6 separate regions of the Homo sapiens genome follow, and all the other regions are linked to region 3. Evidence: chromatin contacts called from ENCODE Hi-C or POLR2A ChIA-PET data. All regions are on one chromosome and are shown on one strand. Each heading gives the region's core, a stretch centred on a gene start or an enhancer-like site at or near the end of the contact. The rest is flanking DNA. Distances are from core to core; before and after follow the strand shown. Region 1 overlaps GMDS-DT (GMDS divergent transcript). Region 2 has its middle 190 kb from the start of LINC02521. Region 3 overlaps GMDS (GDP-mannose 4,6-dehydratase). Region 4 overlaps GMDS (GDP-mannose 4,6-dehydratase). Region 5 overlaps GMDS (GDP-mannose 4,6-dehydratase). Region 6 overlaps GMDS (GDP-mannose 4,6-dehydratase).

What was found. Hi-C counts contacts between places; a loop is a spot of excess contacts on that map. ChIA-PET counts read pairs that join two places held with the same protein, here RNA polymerase II (POLR2A). Pooled maps may share reads with other maps.
Region 1: POLR2A ChIA-PET joins it to region 3 with 10 read pairs in H1. The contact joins two enhancer-like sites. POLR2A ChIA-PET finds 5 or more read pairs at or near these places in 3 of 52 experiments (BJ, H1 and PC-9).
Region 2: a map of Calu3 shows a loop between it and region 3 (2.7-fold over the local background). The contact joins two enhancer-like sites. A Hi-C loop is called at or near these places in 10 of 168 maps with a recorded cell type or tissue (Calu3, IMR-90, MCF 10A and 6 more), 10 of 37 single-sample maps with no recorded cell type and 18 of 50 pooled maps.
Region 4: a loop to region 3 is called in a pooled map, with 5 times the contacts of the local background. The contact joins two enhancer-like sites. A Hi-C loop is called at or near these places in 18 of 37 single-sample maps with no recorded cell type and 5 of 50 pooled maps. POLR2A ChIA-PET finds 5 or more read pairs at or near these places in 1 of 52 experiments (MCF 10A).
Region 5: a loop to region 3 is called in a map of endothelial cell of umbilical vein, with 7 times the contacts of the local background. The contact joins two enhancer-like sites. A Hi-C loop is called at or near these places in 5 of 168 maps with a recorded cell type or tissue (IMR-90, PC-3, PC-9 and 2 more) and 4 of 50 pooled maps.
Region 6: a pooled map shows a loop between it and region 3 (4-fold over the local background). The contact joins two enhancer-like sites. A Hi-C loop is called at or near these places in 1 of 37 single-sample maps with no recorded cell type and 3 of 50 pooled maps. POLR2A ChIA-PET finds 5 or more read pairs at or near these places in 1 of 52 experiments (HCT116).

Annotation. Positions count from the first base shown.
Region 1 is chr6:2,395,707-2,398,416 of GRCh38, reverse strand. The region is part of intron 4 of GMDS-DT (GMDS divergent transcript); the gene reads right to left. Among named protein-coding and RNA genes, the nearest start is that of GMDS-DT, 150 kb to the right of the region's middle. Within about 2 kb of position 1,361, at least 2 of the 41 ENCODE cell types and tissues checked have a DNase peak (open chromatin) inside an H3K27ac peak, as active enhancers do.
Region 2 is chr6:2,440,837-2,443,589 of GRCh38, reverse strand. No RefSeq gene overlaps it. Among named protein-coding and RNA genes, the nearest start is that of LINC02521, 190 kb to the left of the region's middle. Within about 2 kb of position 1,434, at least 2 of the 41 ENCODE cell types and tissues checked have a DNase peak (open chromatin) inside an H3K27ac peak, as active enhancers do.
Region 3 is chr6:2,103,151-2,105,850 of GRCh38, reverse strand. All of the region lies in intron 4 of GMDS (GDP-mannose 4,6-dehydratase), which reads left to right. Among named protein-coding and RNA genes, the nearest start is that of GMDS, 140 kb to the left of the region's middle. Within about 2 kb of position 1,435, at least 4 of the 41 ENCODE cell types and tissues checked have a DNase peak (open chromatin) inside an H3K27ac peak, as active enhancers do; they include endothelial cell of umbilical vein, where a contact is called at or near this core.
Region 4 is chr6:1,738,005-1,740,858 of GRCh38, reverse strand. All of the region lies in intron 8 of GMDS (GDP-mannose 4,6-dehydratase), which reads left to right. Among named protein-coding and RNA genes, the nearest start is that of FOXC1, 130 kb to the right of the region's middle. RefSeq lists an enhancer at 854-1,193. Within about 2 kb of position 1,427, at least 2 of the 41 ENCODE cell types and tissues checked have a DNase peak (open chromatin) inside an H3K27ac peak, as active enhancers do.
Region 5 is chr6:1,820,373-1,823,136 of GRCh38, reverse strand. All of the region lies in intron 7 of GMDS (GDP-mannose 4,6-dehydratase), which reads left to right. Among named protein-coding and RNA genes, the nearest start is that of FOXC1, 210 kb to the right of the region's middle. Within about 2 kb of position 1,257, at least 2 of the 41 ENCODE cell types and tissues checked have a DNase peak (open chromatin) inside an H3K27ac peak, as active enhancers do; they include endothelial cell of umbilical vein, where a contact is called at or near this core.
Region 6 is chr6:1,664,054-1,666,753 of GRCh38, reverse strand. All of the region lies in intron 9 of GMDS (GDP-mannose 4,6-dehydratase), which reads left to right. LOC107986514 (a long non-coding RNA gene) reads right to left here. Exons shown (of 2, transcript XR_001743788.2): 1 at 850-2,700. Among named protein-coding and RNA genes, the nearest start is that of FOXC1, 55 kb to the right of the region's middle. RefSeq lists enhancers at 1,004-1,173, 1,184-1,413. Within about 2 kb of position 1,318, at least 2 of the 41 ENCODE cell types and tissues checked have a DNase peak (open chromatin) inside an H3K27ac peak, as active enhancers do.

The DNA of each region.
Region 1 (2,710 bases), core at 112-2,611, 290 kb before region 3:
GGCAGGCTCCCTGGCCAGCCTTCAGTCAGCCTCCAGGGACCCCTAAGATCTCCCAGCCCCTTAGAGTCCACATGCTATGGGACACACCTCCCTCCATTCTGCCTGGAGGTCTCACCTCCAGACCTCCTTGCACTCTGCGCATCTCCACCAACCCACTCCACACATGACTGGTGCCTTCTTGTCCTTCAGGTCTATGCTGAGCCACTGCTTCCTTTTAGAATGTCCCCCAAGACCCAGGGATGGGTCCCAAACCTTGTCCTGGAGGTGGTGCATTGCAGGCCATGGCATGGGTGCCCCTTTGCTTGTCTGCCCCCACTACCACCTGCCAGCAGCCTGCTTGAGCTCAGGACTGTCCTTGTTCACCCTTCTCTTTTCAGTGTCACCACGGTGCCTGCCACATAATAGATGCTCAATAAATAACTGCCAGTTAAATGAATAAATGGCTTTCATTCCACTTTGCTCAATTTTCCAAAGACTGAGAGCTGGGAAGAGTCAAATGCTCCTTCTGCTCCTTCAAGGCCACAGTTTGCTCTGGCTAATGAGCCAGCCACGGGAAGAGGGAGCAAGGACTGGAGTGCTCATCCTCACACAGGATGCATAGTGGTGCACAGCAACAGCACTTCAGCATCCAGGAGTGCCTGTCACAAAGCAAGGGCAGGAGTGGTCATGGCTCTTAAAGGATGTCAGGGGATGTAGTTCTCTGGCTACACTGCTCACTTAGGAAGTCAGGGATAAAAGTAACAAGCTCTGAATGAGTTTTCTTGCTTTTGCAAAACAATATGACACAGACCTGGACTGGGCCATTTGGTAAACTCCAGTGCTGATGGACTCCTGTGACAGGGAGCTTCAGCCTGCAACGACTGAACTGCCCACCTGCAGGTGCAAGCACAGGTAGTGGGTAGTCTGGTGACACGCCAGGGGACGATGCTCAGGCAGTACAGAGGCAGCTAGCCTCGGGGCCATGCCGGGAAGCAGGAGCGAGCGAGGCCATGGCAGCCTGGGCTCCTTGCCAGGGGCTCCTACTTCATGCATCATGTGTCTCGTTGGAGAGAAGAATGTCTTCCAGGAATCCCGGTCACCTCAACATCTGGTTTAGTGCTTTTTCCTCCAGCCCAAATAAAGTGACTTGTTACTTTCAAAATCAGGTCCAAGTAAACAGAGGGGAAGGGTGTTTCCACAAACAGACTTCGTTCCATCTGGTAAACAAGAGAAAAAAAGGGTTGGAGGGCAAAGTGAAGCCTTGCGAAGGGCAGCAGAATGGAGTGGGCAGCCTGCAGGATATTTGCGGTGAGTGCAACATGCTGAAATCCAGGCTCTGAGACAGCTTGTCTGCTGGGCTGCTGAACAGGGAGGGAAGAAACTGCATGCTAATGAGCTATTTGCTATGACGTGGCTGCTATGGGGAGGTAAGCACTATCCCGTATGTGATTCTCCAAGACAGCACTGTGACCAACACACATAAAGTGTCAGGCTGAACAGCTGCAGCCGCCCTTGGGGTTGAGGGAAGGGCTCTTGTAACATTAATTGAATGCCCTTATGCTTTTACATGTTTTCTTTAATGCAATCCTTGCAACAAAGCTGTAAAGAGGAATTATCATCCCTGCTTTATTAATTAGACTAAGCAACTTAAGTGCACACAACTAGTAAATTCAGAACCATGATCCGAACCTGGAGCTCCTACCATTGTTCTGTAGTGCGAGGTGCCACCTTCAGACTACGGCCTCTGCATTACTGTCTTAGACACTTTCCACACGAGGGCTGAGTAACTTTGTTTTCTAGTTTAATGGTGATTTCAATAGGTCCATAGCCAATCACAGCAAGCTATTGATGAGAACATTCTCAGTGAGCATAAACCCCTGGGCCAACCACTCTGCTTCACATTTGCAATCCTGCCTCCTCCTACATTGGGATTTAGCACATTTTCCACAAGGTGGAGCATCGAGGTAACTACATAAAACTCACACTCACTTATGCTTTTTTTTTTTTTTTTCGAATTTGAAAATCCAAATTCCCCATCTGCTCACAAAGTCTTGTCTGGAATTAACCAGACAGAATGATAGCCTCACATTATAGAGTGGGTGCCCAGTTAAGGAAGCAAGTTGAATTTACAGCGGTAACCTTTGCTTGCCAGGAAAGTCATCCAACTGGGGTTGGAAAACCAGTCCTCAAATCTTGAGTATTAATTGGACCTTTGGCCAAAGCAATCACTCTATCAGCCAATTAAGGTCCTTGGAGCAAGAGCATACTGTCACTCAGAGCCAACACAGGCAGCTTAAGCCCTGGTCACAGACCATTTCTTTCCCTCTGCCGCCAAACCCATGCCTTTGCCCCTTTGTCTCCAGTGACTCGAGTTTCCCTTCTTCCGTCTGCAAGCAAAATTAGAGGGCTTTAGAGCTCTCCAGGACCCAGCTACCTATGAGTATTTTAAAAAGAAGCCACAGCTAATCTATTGAAATTTGTAAAGTTTGTGAATTTTCAGTGAGGGTCATCAGGGAGTTTGTTTCCTTCTGGAAAGAGACAAAGAGAAGTGGGAACCAAGAGGAGTGGGAATTTGGAGACCAGCTGATGGGATGGAATTGCGTGGAAGACATGCCAACTTCTCACCATCTTTCTTTCCAGTGTGAAAAGGAACACGTATTCAACACCTGCACTCTTTCTGTTACTGTTTTCGGCATCATATTGACTAGTATGTTCCAATGGCACTCATGTT
Region 2 (2,753 bases), core at 185-2,684, 340 kb before region 3:
TTATTAACTGATCACAAATTAACTATCTATTATTGTGTTGGGCCAAATATTGTCTAAAATGAATGATCATTCTTTCTTAAAAATTCTTTCTTCCTCAAAAAGATTATATCAATTTTATTAATTGTAATGGGAGTATATTTACGTAGCTAACATACCAATGTAAACATAGGCATGATATAAATCTGTAAATTAATAGCAACACTGAAGCTATTTGAAATAACATAGTTACGTTTTGGCCATTAAGATTGACAAATAGGCCAGGTGCCATAGCTCACACCTGTAATCCCAACACTTCAGGAGGCTGAGGCAGGCAGATCTCTTGAGGTCAGGAGTTCGAGACCAACCTGGTCAACAAGATAAAACCCCGTCTCTACTAAAAATACAAAAAATTAGCCAGGTGTGGTGGCACTTGCCTGTAGTCCCAGCTACTTGGGAGGCTGAGGCAGGAGAATCGTTTGAACCCAGGAGGCATAGGTTGCAGTGAGCCAAGGTTGTGCTGCCACACTCCAGGCTGGGACTGTCTCAAAAGAAAAAAAAGAAAAGAAAAGAAAAAAAAGATTAGCAAATACATAATTGGAATAGTTGATATACCTGTTATTTCTACCCTGTCCAACCTACGGGATCTCTTTATGAGTAAATGGAATCAGGGACTTTGAAACTATGCTTAGTGTTACAAATAGCAAGTTATAAAAAAAGTGACCATTTAGAACAGCGTTTCTCAATCTTTTACTCATTACCACCCCTCCGCCAAGGAACCCTTTTTAGACATCTTCCCTAATCAATCCCCCGTATGATTCTAATATCACAGATATAGTGTTTATGTACTACATATATGTATATCTGTGACTTATATATAAAAAGGATTTTTAAAACACACCCCTTAAGAACCAATTTTTATTCATCTGGGGGCAGTATTACCCCTACTGATTTTGAGGATTTAAAAATATAGAGAAAGATAGCAGCCCCCAAATTCCCACTTGGAAAGAGGGTTGTTCTACTTTTCTTGAATCACAGCCAAAAACAATGGGCCTAGATCAAAATAAATACAAAATCATTTTCTGGGATTGGGTGGGGAAAGATAAATCTTCATTTCTAAGCTGACTTTTTTCCCCTGAAAATATTAGTTGTTATCTAACAGCAGTGAGCCTATTACTGACTGAAAGGAAATGTTGACCTTTGGTACTCAGCCCTGTATATGACCATAAACACGACTTCACCCATTACCATCATCACTCACTCATTCACTTCCTGACATTTGCCCAACCAGCTCTGCCTCAGGAGTTAGAGATGCAAGGAAGGATAACACTCAACTTGAATTTCTTCATTCCACTAATGAGACCAGCAATCTTAGAAGTAGTAAAAAAGTAAACAAATCTATGTATTCCAAAACACCTAGAATGTCTAAAGAAAGAAAGTGTATTGCTATTTCTGGAAGAGAAATAAAGCATAACATTGAGAGGCAGTGATTATGAATCACAGCCCTGTTACCGTGTACATAGAGACAATTTCCATTCTTTTGAATAAGCAAACCAACAGCCTGACTTTGGCCATCCACAAGTGTGTCAACAAATCTGCCTTAAAACTGACTTGCAAAAGTTTGAGTTACAACTTTAAAGGGCTCATAAAGGAATGGTGAGATGGTGTCTTGTGGCAGCCAGCTTCTACTTTGAATCTAATTAAGTATTTCAACCACTGTAGGTTAAAACGTTGATTCCCAAATGGGGCTTCCACACGGGAGTTGTAGTTTTTCAAAACAGTTGCCTCCTCCATTTGTTTTTGTCTCCAGCCAGCCTTAAACCTCAGGCACCACCTGCTTTAAAAGTTCCCTTTCACAGCCATGATGTAGTGGGAGGACATGCAGCTTTGGCAAGATCATGGTTCACTGAAAAGCAACTTTGCACTAGCACGCCATTTATTTCTGACATGCTGGCAAAATTGAAAAAGGCTTTAACTCCACAAGGGGTAACATTTTTCTTTAGGAAAATTGTCAACACAGGTAAAACAGCTGTGGGCAAATTAAGAGAAATTAGCTATTGAGTCAAATTCCTGTAGCTTGGGGATGATTTTCATTGACATAAACGTAGTCTAAAGTCATAAAAAGGAGTGTTTCCCAAACGAGATCCAGGGATGCTGATGATAGCGAGTCTGTGATCTATCGTCCATCTGAGAGTGAAGGGGGAAATCACATCATCCCTAACTATTTGGCTGCTCCTACTCTTGTTAACAAGGGCCGAGAGCCCCAGTAAGTAAGTGGTGGGAGGAAGGTCAGCACAGATGGGGATGTGGGGACAAATCACATGCATATGACCACCAAAAAGGGAGCTGATGTCAAACGGTATCCCAGAGGCTGGCCTGGCCAAGCTCCTCAGACAGTCTCCATCTTCTCTATGATTTAAAAGCTGCAAAGAGTATGAATGTTGTGAGAGACAATTTTGATGGTGTAAGTCTTATAAGAAGTCTGGGAAAGAATAATGGCAAAAGCCCCTTTTCACCAACTAAGAAAGAAATTACAGCCTTTCCAAAATTCCTACCCATAAGTCCAGATTTTAAACTTGGCTGCTGTCTATGAAATAATAATAATAATGAGGGCTTCCTTTGTCCAAGAGATGAGTTTCAGGGGAGAGGTAGAAAGAAGACAAAGACAGCAAAACAGATTGTCAGGGTGAAAGTAAGAGTGTAGGTGGCTATGGAGCAAGAGAGAGAATAAAATGTAGTCAAAAGAATCAGAGCACCTAGTGTTGAATTGTTCATTT
Region 3 (2,700 bases), core at 186-2,685:
TGCAGTTATTCTAAATGGGAGCTGATAGAGAAGAGGCAGCAGTTTCGCACTTCTTATGCTGTTTGGTATATCAGGGTAAAAAAACCTGTTCCTGAGTTTCTTTTCTACTCCCATTCCATATATTTCATTGGTGCCAGGTTTTTATTTTTTTAGTATATAACAGTAAAGTCTTTTAGAAATTAGTGGTATTGACAAAATAAACCTTTTAGGACATTCTTCAAGACTGTCAACCCACATTATTAGTACTGATGGTAAATAACCAGTCTTTACCCTGAGTGCATGGATTAATTGTTACATGGTGTAGGGGACAGGGTTTTTTTGTTTGTTGTAACATTCCCATATGGCTCACACTAGAGTGCCTTTCTATTTGTTTGTTTGACACTAACTTATCTTAGGACAATTCAGAGCCAGTATGGTCAGTCCTAAAGGGGAGGCTGAGAGGCTCTTTAGTGTGGTCTGATACATTTCTCCATCTTCCCTAGAGAAGAAGTGTTTGAATATTTGACAGAAGTTAGTCGATTATTATGTCACAATATTTGAGTTATTGGTTGTTTACATAATGTGTGTAAATAATTTTTTCATCTGTTTGCTTTGCATTTGCTTTATATTAAATATTAGGAAAGTGTTTTGGTTTAGTGATCATTTCTTTTTTTTTTTTTTTTTTTTTTTGAGACGGAGTCTCGCTCTGTCACCCAGGCTGGAGTGCAGTGGCGTGATCTCCGCTCACTGCAAGCTCCGCCTCCCGGGTTCACGCCATTCTCCAGCCTCAGCCTCCCGAGTCGCTGGGACTACAGGTGCCTGCCACCACACCTGGCTAATTTTTTGTGTTTTTGGTAGAGACGGGGTTTCACCATGTTAGCCAGGATGGTCTCGATCTCCTGACTTTGTGATCTGCCCGCCTCAGCCTCCCAAAGTGCTGGGATTATAGGCGTGAGCCACCGCACCCGGTTAGGTTTAGTGATCATTTCACTCTATCATTTGGCAAGATATTTAGATTGCAATTTAGCAAAAATTAATTTATCTTATTGGAATTATTTACTTAAGTGACTTAAAATTTCAACTTTTGTTTTTCAAGCATAAGTTCATCAAATTTGCCAAATTAAAATTTATCAGCAGCAATAATGGAAAAAATCTATTGGTTATGTTCAATAATATTATGTTAAATAATGTAACTTCAGTCATTTTTCAGTTTTATAAATTTGCTTCACAGAGAAAGAAATGGAAATTTCCAATAAGCTTTACGTTTGTGTAGGGAAGCAAATTATCCCTAAAGCTTCCTTCTTCATCCCTCTAGATTAGAGACATGATTGTTTTTGAAACTGAGGAAGTTTCTGGTGTGTTTAAGAATGTTGTGCTCTTTTATACACATAGATGGCAGCAAAGAATTAGACAAAGGAAGTGAACCTTGCAGTTGTAGTGAAAGATGAGTGACAGTACAAACTGACTCCATCAGCATAGCTGCCTGTGTCTCATACTTAAACATAAAATAAGAAAGAAAGCTACTATTGATAACACAAGAATATAGGAGAACGAAGAAGGCTCTGAGAAGCTGTAATACACTGAATTTCTGGACAAATCCCAGGTGGGGAAGCTTAATCTTTTAAGGTATGTCATCCACTCCTGTAAGATGATTGAAATCAGCTAAGATAATATGCATGTCAAAATAAAGAGACAGTGAAGGGCTGAGGGGCAGTAGGGCCAGAGGGAAGTAAAAGAGAAACCACGCACAAGTTGCAGCGGCAAGCAATAGCCTGCTGCCTGCGGGCACTGTGGAGTTTGGCCTGCATGTCTCCTCTTTAGTTAAGCAAGTTACAAAGAGGAAATGTCAGTCCACGAATCAGGCAAACATTCCCTGGGAACGTTTGCTCAAATGTCAGCATTTTAGAAAATAGAACTGTAGTCTATTATGGTTCAGTCCCCATACTGGGTTTGCTGTTAAGTGCACAAGCACAAATATATTGCTTAAGAATGCATTTGCTATTAACAAGTCATTTTATGTCTTAATTAACATTCCTAAATAATGACATAATCACTATAAAAGATGACAGTCATCATTATAATTAATATTTAATATGTGTGTGCTTCCGAGGACCTTTCTGTGGCTTCTCACAAATTTCCAAGGTAATTTTCAAGTTTTAGAATTGCATTTGGTGAGATCACAGTCATGAGGATCTAATGAAGTAGAATCATATTTAGTAGAAACTGAGATTCGGAAGTGAGTTGTAGAAAAGCAATTTGTAACATGTCCTTAACAATCCCATCACCTCAGTATCTTACTAATTATAAACGAAATAAGGGCTTCTTAATGCCACTAGAGTAATGCTAACATTGTTTAGGAAAACATTTCTCCTACCCTCTATTTTTTTTCTGGTCTACTCTCAGGAATTTTAGTACCACAGACTAATCTCTGGGTCACAAAATTTATTCTAAAGGTGTGTATAACAACGTGCTTAAAAGCAGTATCTGGCAAGTCTCTCTTGTGACAGCAACGTTATTTCTGACATAATTATTTTCTTAGTAAATTTGATATCTTAACAACCCCTTCCCTCATTTCTGAGTTCAAAAAATAACACTTAATATAATTTATTTCTCATACTTAATAAAAGCTTACTTGAGAGCATATTGCCATTCATCCTCTAGCTGCTTCCCCCAAATGAGGTTAGAAGGGAATGCGGTTTGCGAGGGTATAAGGTGGTTTCC
Region 4 (2,854 bases), core at 178-2,677, 360 kb after region 3:
AAATAAGATCTTTTTCAAATTTTACGTATAATATGGGGAGTTGGAAAATAGCATATAGATAGGAAGCAAGAAGATATAAAATAATCTTTGAAGTGTAATTTGGTTATGTTGATTCTTTTGGCCTTCTATTTTATTTTTTAAAGAAGATACCTCATTTTTCAAAAAAAAAAATTGGCCTTCTTCTCTTGTGGACTGAAAAATGCATTGTTGGATTGATTATGTTTGGAATTGAGGGTTTTTTTATACTTTTCAAATATAAAATTTATGTTGCTTCTAAGTAACCCTCCTTTTTTTTTTTTTTTGAGACGGAGTCTCACTCTGTCCCCCAGGCTGGAGTGCAGTGGCACGATCTTGGCTCACTACAACCTCCGCCTTCTGGGTTCCAGTGATTCTCCTGCCTCAGCCTCCCAAGTAGCTGGGATTACAGGCATGGACCACCACGCCCATCTAATTTTTGTATTTTTAGTAGAGACGGGGTTTTACCATATTGGCCAGGCTGGTCTCAAACTCCTGACCTCAAGTGATCCGCCCACCTCGGCTTCCCAAAGTGCTGGGATTACAGGCATGAGCCACCGCACCTGGCCCAAAAATTTTAATTAAAACGTATAGTTTAGCAGAAATTAATATCTGCCACTCTCATTAATTACTTTTTTTAATAACTCTCTAACATATTTTAACAAATTTATATTGTATATGTGAATAACACAGATTATACTTAAACAAGTTTAATGAGAAAAATAAGATGTAAGCATAACATCTTATTCTTTAAAAAATATGTGCACTTTTGTTTATGTTCTCTGTAGGAATCAAACATGACATTTTATTATTAGGAGTGTCCTGTTATGCTCCAAAAGTTGCGAAGGATGATACGCATGAATTATTTTTTAAATGTGTGAAGTATCTATGCTAATAAAGGCTTAAGCATAGTGAAACTGTTTAGTACTATATTAGGAAAGGGAGAAAAGTGAATGGACTTTCCCAGCAGTCAGAGTTCTTCTGTTTTTCAGGAACTGAAACTGAACTCAGAGTAGCCTTAGGTACCTGGTGCTCCTTCAGGGCCCCTCTGCTTCTTGGCTCCAGTGCCCTGGGATGTTGCCTCCATCCCTCAGCTGCTCCCCATGGCAGAGGGCAGTCTAGACTGCCTTTCTGGGGACACAGCCTCACACAGTCAAAAGAGGAATAGAACCTTTAAGAACAATCCACCTAGAAAAATCCTGAGGAAGGACTGTGGCTGGCCCTTGTGGGTCCTGCAGTTATCCCTAGACCTGTCGCTGTGGCCAGCGTGGGACTGGATCCCAGGCCTTGGCCTGTTTTCAGGGTGTGAGGATTCTGGGATGAGCAGCCCCACTGAAAGTCCACTGTTTGAATGCGGGGGAGCAGGGTCTTCCCCTATAGCAGGATGCTATTGCAGAAGAACGGCAGGATGTGCTCCAAGACAGACAGAGACAGCCCATGCTCACCGCGGCACGCAGGGAGTGGTTAGGGCGAGCCTGGAGGCATGCCAGGAGCCGCACCCCTACTGTGTTTAATTTCCAGGGCTGGGGCACTATTGCACTGAGAAGGAAACTGAGGCACAGTGCAGTTCAGTGCTCTCCCCAGGTCACACAGCAAGGGAGTAGCAGAGCCAGGGTCTGAAATGAGTATGTTGTGACCCAAGACGCTCCTCTTTCCTTTATGTGCACTTTTTATCCTTCTTGTTCATATGCTGTCAAAAAAAACTTTGTGATAGGATATTTGCAGTGAACACAGACCCAGGTCTTCATGCCTGTGGGCATCGTCTCCTTCCCAGGTTATCCTCAGTGCTCTCAACAGCTGACGGTGCTCTGTAAATACTTAATTAAGCACAAGTGGATATCCCAAAAGCCAGCTTATCCAGAAAGTCCTCCCAGAAACACCCACTGTCATCCTGATTTCCGCAGATTTCATGGTTAGCCTTATTCCCTCTCATATGGTGGGGACAGCTTGAGGGAAACCACCATGCTTCCTCCCTAGAGGCTTGTTGGAGCTGTCCAGCTAAGGATGAGGAGGATCTGCATTCAGCCGAGAACATGGAGAGGGAGAGGAGCGATTGATTTGAGTCTTAGAATCAGCGGGATTTGGTGAACAGCCAGATGTAGAGGGTGAAGGACAGCCAAGCTCTCTAGTCTCATTAGCATTGCCATTAATTAAGCTAGAAAGCTTTCTGCTAGCTCAGAGTTCTACTTGTTGTGCTTTGTGTCCTTGCCTCATATTACATGAGGCTGTACCGTATCAGACACACCAATCAGCATCTGGAACATTCTCACTTTTGCTATTCTAAGCTCTGCTGTCTCTTCCCATTTTTGTTATCGTTTTTAAAATTTATCCGTTGTAATGTTCTCCGAAAAGGCTTGACACGTGTCGCCATCTGTATATTTAGAATCGACACAGATATTTCCTCTTGAAGTCTTTGACATCACTTGAGTAATTTGAATAATTTTTGTTTTGCATTTATTAGAAAATAGCACATTAATTTGAGTTTGGGTTAGTAGAAGATATTCGGGGAAGCAGATCAGTACCACATGCAGTCCTGATAAAATGTAAGGTAACGTTTTAAATTCTTACACAGTCATTTGTATTGAGAAAGGCAGCCTTATGACAACTGCTTTCTTTTGATAGCATCTGTGTGTGTGTATGTGTGTGTGTATGTGTGTATATGTGTGTGTGTATGTGTCTGTGTGTGTGTATGTGTATCTGTGTGTGTATGTGTGTATGGGTGTGTGGTGTGTGTGTATATGTGTGGTGTGTATGTGTGTGGTGTGTGTGTGGTATGTGTGTATGTGTGTGGTGTATGTGGTGTGTGTGTGTGGTGTGTGTATGTGTGTATGTGTGTCTG
Region 5 (2,764 bases), core at 8-2,507, 280 kb after region 3:
TGAGTTTTGCCAAATATTTTACACACTTCTAGTATCCATACCAAATCTTTTTAATGAGCTCTAAATTATAAAAGTACAAAAAGCCACTGGAATTGAGAGGATGTTTGCAAAGAAGGAAATCCTGTGGTATAAATGACCCAAATTTATAGTATTTTCACCATACTGTAACTAGATTGAAGGATTTTTCTATTGCATTTTGTAATTTGGGGAAAACCTGTTTATTTCTTCTGTCAGACTTCTCTTAATCGGAAATATTTATAGTAAAATGTACACAAAAAGTACTTTTTACATTATAGGTCATTTTAAAGTTAACAGTATTGAAATATTTAAAATATAGGCGAGGCATTTCACTGAAGTTTTTACTTCTATATTATTGTAACCTGACTTAGCATCTCATATAAGAAAAAGCAAGTCTCCAAGTATGTAAATAAATTTCAAACATGCTTCTACTTTTGGTTTATTTGTATATTCATCACAAAGCCTTAAACATTAACAGATAATTCTATTTCTCCTTTTTTCATCTTTGTCATCTATTGGAATATTAACTGTTAAGTAATTTTCTAATTTTGCTAATCTAGAAAAATATCAATATTTTTCTTGAACTATCTCATGACTATGTATTGTTTCCACGATTCCTTTCTACTCTTGGAATTCGTCAGATTATTACCGGAGTTTGTATATGTATTTTTTTCCCTCTTTTTCATCCTAACAAACTCACTTCCTGTGAAAATAATCAGAGCACTGTCAATACTACCAGGGATATGTGACCTAAATCTTACCCCAATACTTCTCAGAATGATGAGTTTCTAAATGTGTTTGGGCTTTGCCAAGCCATCACACACTTTAAAATATAGCTATGGTTTTGAATTTCCAAATGCATTCACATTAAGTAATTTTATAATGTTGATATTTTTTAAATGGGAAAATGTGAGTTGGGTCAGAAAGCTACCTTTCACCCTGAGTTCTCCAGCTTGGTGACGTGTGGTACCATTTCATTATGCAGGACTCAGTGAACAAGAAGTCAGTTGTCATAGCCGTCTGTTTCCTGGTAGTTTACACACCAGAAACTGAAATCTGAGAATGGTACTTGAAGGAAAACAAAGAGCTTTACAGTATTTTTTTTTCTTTTCAGGAAAACACACAGAAGCTAATTTTAGCGTCTTGATCAAATTGACCCAGCCTTTAACCCTGGCAAACGTTACCACGACACACTTCCAATAGACAATAGTTTGCATACCAGCATTGCACTGGAAACAGATGTGCATGCAGAATTGGCGTCCCCTCCCCCGCCGCAAGACTGAGCCCGCCACTGTCATGAAAGTTGAAATGTGGTCCTTCCTAATTGGGGAAAAAACTAGGTCTTCTTTCAAATTTCAAACTACAAGCTTTCATGACTTCTTTAAAAATTTATTATGTCACAGTTATGTTTTGACCAGAGTTTCAAAATATCATTCACTAGAGAAACATCTCTTGGCTTTAGCATGATTTTTATCTTGGTAAAAAAAAAAAAAAAAAAAAAAAAAAACAAATAAATTGTTAGCAGCTGCGCTATTCATGAGTGATGGTTACACAGTTTATATATTAAAACGTTTGGAATGTGCACAATTACCTCTTTTACTTTCTCACCAGGTCTCCTACAGTTTATATAAACTGCATTTTTATTACCAAAGAACTGTCCGTCTTTCCCTCCTTATCCTCGCCCATCCCAGCTTGGCAGAGTTTGCTCCCTAAAGCCCACGACAGCGAGCTGCCCCCCGTCCCCACCCACCAGCCGCGGCTCCCCTGGCAGTGTTGAATTCAGCCTCTCCGCTCAAAAGGAGCTGGGAGGGTTTGCTCAGTTTAGGATTACTTAGCATAGACCCTTCTCAGAACCTCCGGGAGACCCACTCACTTCCGAAATGCAAGAGAGTTTTTCCATTTTTGCCGAGAGACAAGAAACAAATATCTGTGTTTCTTGAGCAATGGAAAAGGATGTTTCCTGTCTCATTTGCTGTAATAATTGCTTCTCTCAAAATATCCTTTCACTCTGGGATAGCTATAATTGGTTGCAGTATATGCATCCATATATAGAGTCCATGTATACAAGACACAATGAGGTGGCATTTTGTAAGCATGTTCCATAACTTAAAAATATACATGTGTTTAGAAAACATTGGCCCTGTGACTTCTCTGAGGCCATAGAGAAGTTAGTGACAGGCAGGCCTGGGCTAGAGCCCCATGCCCATGCGTGCAGGACCACCCAGTGGCCAGGAGCAGAGATTTCTATGTTGTAGGCAGAGAAATCTCAACTGATAATTCATATTTTTAAAATATGAATTTAGGGGAATGCATCATTGTTTAAAAAGCAGCAGGCTTGCAGTTATAAAGCACTATGTAAACTATAGTGCTTATTAGAATTTTGGAAATTCAGTGAACTTACTCAGTTCAAAAGTGAGTTGTTAGCTCTCTACAATATTCTTGTCTCTAAAGAAATAATGAGTGCTGCTTATTCCTGTAGGTGAAGTGTTTACATTAAAACGTAAACAGAATTTGAGGATTCTATTTAGAATTATAATTCATCTGTATGGAATTGCAGTAAACAGATTTTGGACTACTGAAACAGTAATTTCATGTGAGATATATTAAATGCAAAAGTTATTCTAAATTTTATAGGGTCCATAAATAACCATTAGTCAGATACCCAGACCGAAATGTTATTTCTTATATTTGCAAGTTAATAACCAATAGCTACATTTGAACTTTGTGAAGGGAATTTAAACTATTT
Region 6 (2,700 bases), core at 69-2,568, 440 kb after region 3:
GTCATAAGTCAGCCGTAGACGTTACAGGAGAAGCCTACTACGCAACACCTCCAGAGAGGGACCAGCTTAAACTGTAGCTCCGGATCCCAAGGGTCCTTTTCATTCTGTGGAAACTCGGTGATTCCATTAGTGATCACACCACCGTCACGTGAAAAGCTGACTGTATAATTTCATATTGCCTAAGGTCTTTTATAGTCTTCTCAACTTCACCTTTGGATCATTGAGTGTATAACCTTTTAAATTTGCAAGAACTTTTAATATAAACAAGTAGGTAGACAAACAGGTAGGGATTTACCTCCCTGGTGTAACTAGGCTGAGAGGGTAGAGGAAGGGTCAGGGCTGTACACTTAGCACTTAACCATATTTCCTCCATAAATAAGAAATATTCTTGGTCTTGGTGCATCATCAGGACCAACAGGAGAGGAACCCTAGCCCACCAGATCCACACTGTAAAATAAAGACGGCACAGAAAAGGAGGGGATGCAGGTACTGTGGTGCAGGGGAGAGGATGCTGGGCAGAGCAGGACTCCCGTCTCTAGGATCTCAGAGCGACTTGACCCTCAGGGACTCTCACGGCCTTTGCTGCTTCATCCATAACAAGGGGCAAATGCCTAATCAGTTCACTTCCCATACACTCAGCCCACTTATATGAAAGCCCTCCTGTAGACCGGAAGCCCTACATGAATGGAAGTGTCGTTGTCACTCCTCTGCTGATGACCCACTTGGCTGTCAGTGTGCCCAGAGGTCGAGTTTAACTCCTCCAAGTCGCTGAAATTAAAAATACGGTCTCCAGAAGGAAATAGTCTATGTATTATAGGACTCAACTTGACATACCAAATCCAAACCTACCAGATATATTAAGGTGATATTTAGAAAGTAGTTCTTATTTGAGCTCAGGAGAGCTTTTTCACACAGCGGGCTTCCTTGTAGCCTGAAGACATGATGATATGTACACAGACCCTGTTTTTCTAGGGCTGTTTAGCTATTATGTGTAGCAAGGCACACGTGTATCCTCCTTCATCCAGTTGTGGCCCATCGAGGCAGGAGTATGTGGCCCCCAGAGAGCAGAAAGGAGGCCTCCTGCTCTGGTCCTGGTAAAGGAAGGAAACCAAGACATGGAAAACAACAGCAAAGCCTTCTGCCCCGTGCACCTTCCTGGCAGATCTCATTCCTACCCAAATGGGTAGGAAAATGGGGGAAAGTAATGTATAAAGTGAACCCCAAGTAAGTATTCTGTTGTACTAACAAGCCAGAGGTCTGTCTCCCTTCCTCTTTTACATTCATATTTCATTGTCACTTTCGATTCTTAGGCTGGCCCATTACCTCCCTCAAACAAGGAACTGAAACAAATCTCTTTAAAGCAATCATGGTTATACATTTTATATTTCATTGTCACTTTTGATTCTTAGGCTGGCCCATTACCTCCTTCAAACAAGGAATTGAAACAAATCCCTTTCAAGCAATCATGGTTATATATTTTGTGCCCTTAAAAGTATAAGCCAGGAGGGGGGAGAGATAGCATTAGGAGATATACCTAATGTTAAATGACGAGTTAATGGGTGCAGCACACCAACATGGCACATGTATACATATGTAACTAACCTGCACATTGTGCACATGTACCCTAGAACTTAAAGTATAATAATAAAAAAAATTAAAAAGTATAAGCCACCTCTGAATATAGTGATCAAAGATAAACTGCCAACTGCCACTTCCACCAGTCATACTCTGTCCAAGAGATACACGTACTCTGTGGTAGAGATGTGCAAAGCCAGCTGAGTATGCAGAAGTCTATCTGTATTCACATAGCACGTGTGGTGTGTGAGAGCGATCCTGGTGAACAATAGTGACGTGAATATGTTCATTCTACAGTTAGGACGCTTCTAACTTTAGTTTCAAAATGTTTCTACTGCACTATACCTTGGTATCAATGAGATTTTTAAAAAATCTCTACCCACATGTGAAGCCTCTTTACTACTATATAATCACTAGTACTTTCCAAATTAAATATTATGCTTACATTATTAAACATTAGCATTGCCCCCTGTTAGGCCAGAACTGTGGCTGATCAGGGAATAGTTTACATGAGTCTCAAACATGTCAATGTGACAGAGTGACACAGTAAATCACCTCTAACCAGTATGGCTTATACTCAAAAGCACATTGCTTTCAGCTTCGTTATGTGATTGTCCGTGCTGTGCCTGTAGGAGTGGCCAGACACCATGAATCGGGGACTCTAGGGAGAACAGGACACTCATTCATCTCACGCCTCTCTAAGGAGAAACAATTCCTCTCCTCTGAAGAGAATACTCACGGTCTCCCATGTGAGTGAACGATGAAGTTGTAAGAACACTCCCCCACCTCACTGTTGGTGACAGAGGACAGTGTGGTTCCAGGGGGTGGGCAGGTGAGAGGGTCCAGAGAGTGAAGGAGATGCTTGGATGATCCAGAAATCTGGGGCCAGCTCATTGGCCCAGACTTTCATTAGTTTTGACTGAAGGCTGACACAAGATTCAAGTAGCAAAGGGCAGATTCTCGGCCTTACAGAGAAATGATAAAGATTCCAAGAGTTGATTTTTGCAGTAAGAATGGGTAACATTTAAGAAACACCAAAGTAAAATTTGACTAGGTTACTTCTTTTTCTTTTTATAAGCAACTTTTAGCCTAATTATTGTAAAGAACTATAACGGGGCATGCATG